Linked DNA regions of Homo sapiens: region 1 is linked to region 2. Evidence: chromatin loops called from intact Hi-C (ENCODE). Cell type or tissue: PC-3. All regions are shown on one strand. Region 1 holds the start of NMD3 (NMD3 ribosome export adaptor). Region 2 has its middle 2.1 kb from the start of LINC02067.

What was found. Hi-C counts contacts between places; a loop is a spot of excess contacts. Peaks named below come from ENCODE experiments on the same cell type or tissue, not always from the same donor. Only the 100,000 strongest peaks of a DNase experiment are listed, where the experiment ranks them.
Region 1: a loop joins it to region 2, with 3 times the contacts of the local background. A loop is called at or near these places in 8 of 110 quality-filtered maps.

What each region holds. Positions count from the first base shown.
Region 1 is chr3:161,219,552-161,223,551 of GRCh38, reverse strand. NMD3 (NMD3 ribosome export adaptor) reads right to left here and starts at 2,241. Exons shown (of 16, transcript NM_015938.5): 1 at 2,143-2,241; 2 at 1,495-1,558. The coding sequence starts at 1,538. It also overlaps the pseudogene SRP14P5. RefSeq lists a silencer at 1,879-2,078 and enhancers at 1,998-2,499, 2,559-2,668. In PC-3, no CTCF peak of the experiment used is centred here; a DNase peak (open chromatin) is centred at 2,291; H3K4me3 peaks cover 2,948 bases; H3K27ac peaks cover 1,498 bases.
Region 2 is chr3:161,422,298-161,426,297 of GRCh38, reverse strand. No RefSeq gene overlaps it. Among named protein-coding and RNA genes, the nearest start is that of LINC02067, 2.1 kb to the left of the region's middle. In PC-3, a CTCF peak has its summit at 2,177 (motif pointing right); a DNase peak (open chromatin) is centred at 2,187; H3K27ac peaks cover 1,686 bases.

The DNA.
Region 1 (4,000 bases), 200 kb after region 2:
TCATTTCTAACAGAATCAGACGCCAATATACTCCAAAGGCAATTAAAAAAAAAAAGCATAAGGACTGCTGAAATATAAACATTTACCCATAGCAGAATTTTTTTTTTAACAGTATAGGAAGTCTATCAACATCTAGAGACTCAGTATAAATGACGGAACTATCATAATTCGAGATGTACTGGGGGCAGAAAAAGTCTGAGAACCCCTAATGTAGAACAACATTGTCCAAAATAAAAGTTCAATAATCTTCCATGTCCAATGGTAGCCACTAGCCACATGTGGCAACATGGCTAGTACAAACGAGCAACCAAGTATTTAATTTTATTCCATTTAAATTAATTTAGGAAACTTCCAACTTAAACTGCTTGGGGTTTATGTTGACAGAGTGGAGCCAGCGGTACCACCTGGAAAGAAAGCAGTTCCTGACAGAGCTAACCAGGCTCTTCCAGAAGTGCTGGTTGTCCGGAGGGAAGTATAATGGTCAAACAACCCATTCCAAGAAAGGGTTCTGTGAAGGGCTTTGAGCCCTTAGACAAGTGTCTGTTAAAAGCTACTGATAGAACAAGGAAGATCAGCACTATGCTGAGCTCCAAAGACATTTTCAGATGGCTTATTCAAACCCACTGAGCTAACTGATGGACAAGGGAAGAGTAAAGCATCACAGGGAAGGGGGCCAAATTTCCTGCTTTCACTAACCACTGAATTCCTATTTTTCCTTTGGTTTTTACTTTTGGCCACAAAGCTAGTTTCTCCATAGTTACTGTTTTCCTGTGAGATTAGGGTCATTCTAGACAGAAGGACTACAATGTTTACAGGGTAGTTGTGGTAAGAAGCCAATTTATTTTAGATTTAGCTAATTGGTCTGTGCTGAACGATTCCAGGATTATCGTTTAAAAGTCTCTGTAGTAATCTCTTTGAAGAGCACTGTATCATTAAACCTATTTAACAGCAAAAAAAAAAAAGTTAATTTGAACTTAAATGCAAGAAATTAAAAATTGATAACTAAGATTTAAGATGTTCAAAATTTAAAAATTACTACATTATAATCTCCAATAAAAATCAGGAAGTCATCCGAGCTACTCGGGAGGCTGAGGCAGGGAATTGCTTGAACCCGGGAGGTGGAGGTTGCAGTGAGCCGAGATCACACTACTGCACTCCAGCCTGGGCAACAGAGCGAGATTCCGTCTCAAAAAAAAAAAGTAAGTAAAAAGTAAATTTAAATAGCCACACGTAGCTAATGGCTACATATTGGACAGTGCCGATCTAAAAGGATGTATGGTAAATATTTTAACCCTCTTAGAGCTTATATTTACTAGAACAAGCTTTATAACCAGAAACTAATTCGATTTTCTACAGAAATAAGACTTCTATTTTTTCCCATTTATGACAATATACGCTCTTTCCCACCCACCCTCAAGCGTTCTCCATAGTGAGTTTCCCGGGCTCACTGAAGATTTTCACATTTAAGGGGGAAGGAAGAAGTGTCGCACTCACATGTGTCCAGGGCTGCGGTCGGTGGATTCTGCCATATACTCCATCGTTCTGTATGCCTTAAGTTCTTTTAAAAAAAAAAAAAAAAAAAAAAAAAAAAAAGAGAATGTTGGGATTTAAATCACTTTACCTAGTCTCCTCTTTTTACGTCTTCCTCCAGTCTCTCTGAATAATTAATATATTCACAGAACTTCGAAAAAGCAGGAAAGAAGGAAACCCAACTCCACTGGGTAAGTTCGTTAAAAAGAACTTTAAGATGAGGACCATGGGATTTCCTGAGCTTCCCAGCTGCAAGACCCTCGGGCCACCCAGCTCTGCCGCTGACCTCCATCTCACCTGGGCTCCAACCCTGGACGACCAAGGGCGAGGTCAGCTCGGGATTGTGGACGCCCGGGCCCTCCCGCTCTCCACCAGCCCAGGGACCGCACCGGACCACCGCGCCTCAGACCCACGCCACAGGAGTCTCCGGACGGCGTCCCGGCGCCCGAGGGCCACCCACGCCGACCCCCAACCCCGGGGCGCGACCGCACACGGGTTCCGGGCACGCGGCGCTCACGCAGACTGAGCACGGCCCCGAGGCCGGGGAGCCCGCCCCATCCGCTACTCAGGGGCCCGCGGCCGACAGCCCAGGTCTCGGACTCCGGAACCTACTTCGCGCCTCCAGACCAGCCCTGGATTTGCTGAAAACCCGCAACAAAATAGACCCCGGCTGTCCCGTCAGCTGCCAACCTGGCTGTCTCCGCCACAGAGAAGATCTCGCGAGCGAAATGCTCGAAATCCCGCGGCCCGAGTGACGTATTAAAAGGGACGGGGTGGGGACGAGGAAAGGGGCGGCACCGACGGGCGGAAGGGTGATGGGAGCGGCCTGGTGGCTGGGAAAGCTCGCGGAGAGAAGTCCCAGGGGCTCATTTGCCGTCAGTGACTGCTTTTCAGTTATCGTCTCGATTTTCCCAGGCCAGGGTTTACTCCAAACCAACCTCGCCCGTATATTAGTCTCTTTTCAGCTATCCCGACTGTGAGCTTGCTTCTTGATTAAATGATTATTTTATATAAAAGTTATCTGTAAACGGTACCTTATGCAAAGAAACTCCATCCAGGGCAGTGCCTTTTGTCTGTTTGGTTCACCGTCATATACAGGCCTGATGCCTGCCACATGCTAACTGCTCAAATGATTATTTGTTGAAAGAATGAAATGTAAAGCATAATTATCTGTGAAGAAGTCTATGCGATTTTTAGACAAATTATTAATTATGTGCTTCCGGATAGTGCATTTAATATCTTCTTATGACTGATTTATCCCTCAAACTTGGAGCAGCACAGACCGTGTCTAATCTGTCTCATGACAGCCTTTCAAATATTTGAAGAGTACAACCATTTTTTTTTCTAAATCCTCTCATCCCAAATTTCAAGGAATAAGCAAAGGCGTTTTGTAGAGGGTGATCAGAGACAGCCTCTCATCATTTCTTGCCCAGAATACTTAAGTAGCCTCTCGTCTGTTGTCTCTACTTGTAGACTTCAATTCATCCTTCTGAAATGCAGTTCTGATTTTGTCACACTCCCCTGCTTTTAATCCTTCAGTGGCCTCTGATTACCTTCAGCATTATTTCCAGTTTCTTTGTGTGGAAAGAAGACCTTTCAGGATCTGATCTCCACATATCCTGTCCTACTCCCAAGCACACGTACTCGCAAGCCATGAAGACCAACTGGCAGGTCCTCACAGAAAATAGTCTTCCTTTGCTTCTACCCGGGACTCGGCACTAAAGATTAAGCCTGAATTAGTTTCCTAGTGCTGCTCTAACAAATTATCACTGATTTAGTTGGCTTAGAAAACACAAATTTGTTCTCTTCCAGTTCTGGAAGCTACAGGTCTAAATAGATGGTGAGGGCTGACTCTGGAGGCTCCAGGAGAAAATCCATTCCCTGGCCCTTTCCAACTTCTACACGCTGCCCACATTCCTTGGCTTGTGGTCCCACATCATTTTGCAGTCAGAGTCTCCTTTTCTCACCCCCACCCCCCCGCACCCCTCTTACAAGGACACTTGTGATTTCACTGGGCCCAACCAAATAATCCAGAATAATCTCTCCATCTCAAGAAATTTAATCACATCTGTAAAGTTCGTTTGCCATGTTAGGTAATATATTCACAGATTTCAGGGAATAGGACATCTTTGCAGAGCCATTATCCTGTCCACCATACATCCTCTCTTTTCTGACTCCTTCGGTCCCTAAGGGCCAGAGGAGTTACATGCTCCTTCTGTATATATGGTTCTATGATAACACCTTTATACGAGGTATATGCCTCTATAATAGTGCTTTGAATTGGATCATAAATTTTCTACTCTGCATGCCCAGCAGTTTCAAAACCCTGGAGAGCAATTCGGGTCTTGTTCTTCTTGGTGCACCTAGCACAGCAGCTGACACAAAACAGACCCTCAATATATATTGGTAAATTAATTATCCATTTAATACCCACCACAACTCTGAAGAGACAGTGTTTTTCTCCCCGTTT
Region 2 (4,000 bases):
CATTCCTCGCCTCCCAAATAGATGGGATTACAGGCGCCTGCCACCAAGCTGGGCTAATTTTTGTATTTTTAGTAGAGACAGGGTCTCACCATGTTGGCCAGGCTGGTCTCAAACTCTTGACCTCAAGTGATCCATTGTGTAGGAATTTTATGTATAAAGGAGCAGTGTTCTCACAGTCCTATAATGTGCCACCTCCCTGCCCCAGCTCCATACTGCTTCACCACTGCCAAGGAACTGGAAGGCAGGGCTTATGCCTACAATACAATGTCAAATGGAATGACAGACAGACTTGTACTGGAGAAGTTCTGTTTGGTCACCTGTAGTTTAAAAAGAAAAAAAAAAAAAGCCAGTTCAGGAATCATTGCTCCTCTACCAAGCTTCCCTCCCTTCCCTTCCCCTCCCCTCCCCTCCCCTCCCCTCTCCTCCTCTCCCCTTCCCTCCCCTCACCTCCTCTTCTTCTTTTTTTCTTTTTTTTTTTCTTTTTGAGATGGAGTTTTCCTGTTGTTGCCCAGGCTGGAGTGCAGTGGCATGATCTGGGCTCACTGCAGCCTCTGCCTCCAGAGTTCAAGCAATTCTCCTGCCTCAGCCTCCCTAGTAGCTGGGATTACAGGTGTCCACCACCATGCCCAGCTAATTTTTTGTATTTTTAGTAGTGACGAGGGTTTCACCATGTTGGCCAGGCTGGTCTCGAACTCCTGACCTCAGGTGATCCACCGACTCGGCATCCCAAAGTGCTGAGATTACAGGCATGAGCCACCACATCCGGCCCAAGCCTTTCTTACTTCCTTTGCTCCTTTCACTCCTAAAAGGTGAAGGAAGTGTAAACTTTTTTCTAAAAATAACAAAAAAAATTGTAAGAGTTTATTTGTATATTTAAAGTGGCCTAGTTACCTTTGCTAATGCTCTAATTTTTTAAATTATTTCATTTTAATTTATTCTATTTTATTTCACTCTGTCTTGCTCTAGAAAAGACTCACAAAGGCTCTAGTGTCTTGTAAAAGTCCAGAATAGCACAGATTTTTCTATTTGCTTGGAAATTTACAGATTTTTTAAACTGCTTTTAAATATTAAGAAGGTCTTTCTGCAGAGAGTAACAATGTGGAGTATTACGTAATTATTGTTCCAGTCCTCTAAAATGCTTTTTCAAATTGTACCTATTCAGTTCAGTTGATTAATTAAAAGTTAACAATCTCCTGTGTCAAATCTTCTAATAGATAGAAAATTAATCATTCCTTTTTATATTATATTTATCATGCTTTTTATTACAAAAGTAATATATTCATTGTAAATTTATCTAAAAATAAAGACAAGCACATTGCATTTAGTTACCCAAACTGGCATTGGGATTTTTCATGGATACTCCCAAATATTTTCTCATGCACGTCATATGTTTATGTTTCAATAAACTCAGGATCATATCACATGTACTAAATGGCAAACTGCTTTTTCTACCTCATCATGTATAAAGAACATTTCGGCATCATTAATTCTACAGCACGATTGTTAATAACTACATTGACTCTATCATAGAACTGGAGTGTGATTTATTTCAAATGTCCCACTGTTGAATATTTAGGTGGTTTATAGTGATTAAGCATTCAAAACAATATTGGAATACACATACGCATAACTTTCTTGCACATTTTGCCAAATTATTCTCCCAAATAATTTAAACATTTGTTCTTAACATTTGAGAGAATGAATCCCTTTGAGAATCTGATGGATTTTGCATCTCTTCTCAGGAAAGGGCAAATATGTTCAAATTTTTATGCATCTTCGGAGCCTTCCGACCAAAACAACCCCAGATTGAGAACGCAGTAGCATTTTATGTCCCTACAAACCATATGAACGCCCTTTTGCTCACACTATCCCTTTGTTTTCAAACTTTCTGCTGATTTGAGAGATGAAACAGTACATCAGTCTTTTCTTACTTTGTATTTTTGTATTGCTAATGAAATTTGAACACTTTTTCCAGAAGTTGATTGATCATGTATTTTTTGTACATTGCTTATTCAAGCCTTCTATCTAATATAATTCAGGTTTTAAATATTAAATTAAAAAATTTAACACAACACTGTAAGATCACATAATAGAGTGGAAACTTTCAATTCCTGGGCTTTCTCTGGGCTAAAGGCATGGTCTTTAATAAATGATCCAATCTGTCATGTCTCAATATTTCCACCAGAGGGCAATATTAGCCCATCTATTATTTCTCTGGCTTCTACAGCTCTCAAGATTTCAATTTACTTTTACTAGAAGAATCTTCCTGAAAAATACTTGCAATGATGATAAAGTTAAATACTTCATTATGCATGTAACACATTATTATATAAAAGTTACGTTGTTATAAATTTTCTATTTAATTTGTTTCAACACATGAAAATGTACAAATGGAATTTCAATAATTATAATCATTACTTCAAATGAAAACTATGCCTCTATTAGCATTCTTTATTATATCCATTTACTTAAATTATCATTATTTCTAGAATGATGTTCGCAGTATGATTTATAATAGAATCTTCATAAACCATTAGCATAAACAGGAAAAGCAATTGACTCCTGAAAAGCCATTCTTTAAAGACAACCAGATTAATTCCTGACTCTAATTATTTTGCGCCTTTGGCTTACCACATAACAAGATAAAACCTAATTTCTTCTTCCCATTCAATAAAGATATGCAGGGTATCCTTCTGAGTGCTAAGGATATTGTTGTGAAGAAAACAAAAATCCTTGACCTCAGGAAGTTTACTTGTTACAGGATTGGGACATGAAGGAGAGACAAATCCACGCATCCTATATACACATTGGAGTGTGGCAGGCTTGGGAGTGTTAGGAGGGAATAAAGCCCGGAAAAGGGATATAGCACACTGAGATACATGCGGAGACCATTTTAAGTGGAGTGGCCAAGGAGGCTTCACATGTGGATGACATCTAAGCAGACAGCTTAGGGAGATGAGAGTCACTTCAATCTGAAGAAAGACAAATCCAAGCAGGGAGGGGATGTCAGCTGCAAGAGCTGACTGGTGAGAAACAGCAAGGAAACCAGTGTGACTGAGACAAGTGAGCCAGGGGTTGGGGAGTGGGGAGGAACAAGAGGCCGGAGGGTGGAAGGCCTTGGCAGCCTCAGGCTTGGACTTTCACTCTGAATGAGATGGAGAAAAGTTGGCATTTTAAGCATAGGCAGGACATTTTCTGGATGCATAAGAAGAATCACTCTGCGGGAGGCTGAGGCAGGAGAATGGCGTGAACCCGCGAGGCAGAGCTTGCAGTGAGCCGAGATCGCGCCACTGCACTCCAGCCTGGGCGACAGAGCAAGAGACTCCATCTCAAAAAAAAAAAAAAAAAAAAAAAAAGAAGAATCATTCTGATTGCTCTTTCCACAACAGACTTTACAGGGACAAAGGTAGAGACAGAGAGACCAGTTAGTAAGCTACTGAAATTAACTAGATGAGAAACTATGGTGATTTGGACCAAGGTGATGGTGACAGAGAAAAGAGTTTGGGGGCAGATGACATGGGTGGTGCTGATGACCTAAAGAATAGGTAGTTGCCTATGGGAGACTGGCATTCAGAGAAGAGGTCTGGGTTGGAAATACAAAATTTGGAAGACATCAGAATCCATGTAGAGATAGAATGACAGCTCAACCCTGGAACATTCAATGTTTAGAAGTCAAGGGAAAGAGACACCAGCAATGAAAGCCAAGAAAGAGTGTTGAGTGAAGTAGGAGAAGACTCAGGAATAAAGTATCCAGAAGCCAGCTGCTCTGAAGAGCAGAAAGTGATCTATCATCAACAGCTGAGGACAAGGACTGACCCTTGACCTAAGCAGTGTGGAGCTCATGGTAACCTTATAAAGAGTGATTTCATGGAGCGGGAGGCCAGAAGCCTGATCAGACAAGATTACAGAGATGAAGAGTGATACTGGACACAGCAAGTATAATAGTGTTTTCAAGGAATTTTGACAGAAGGGAAGCCTAGAAATGATGCAACAGCTGGAG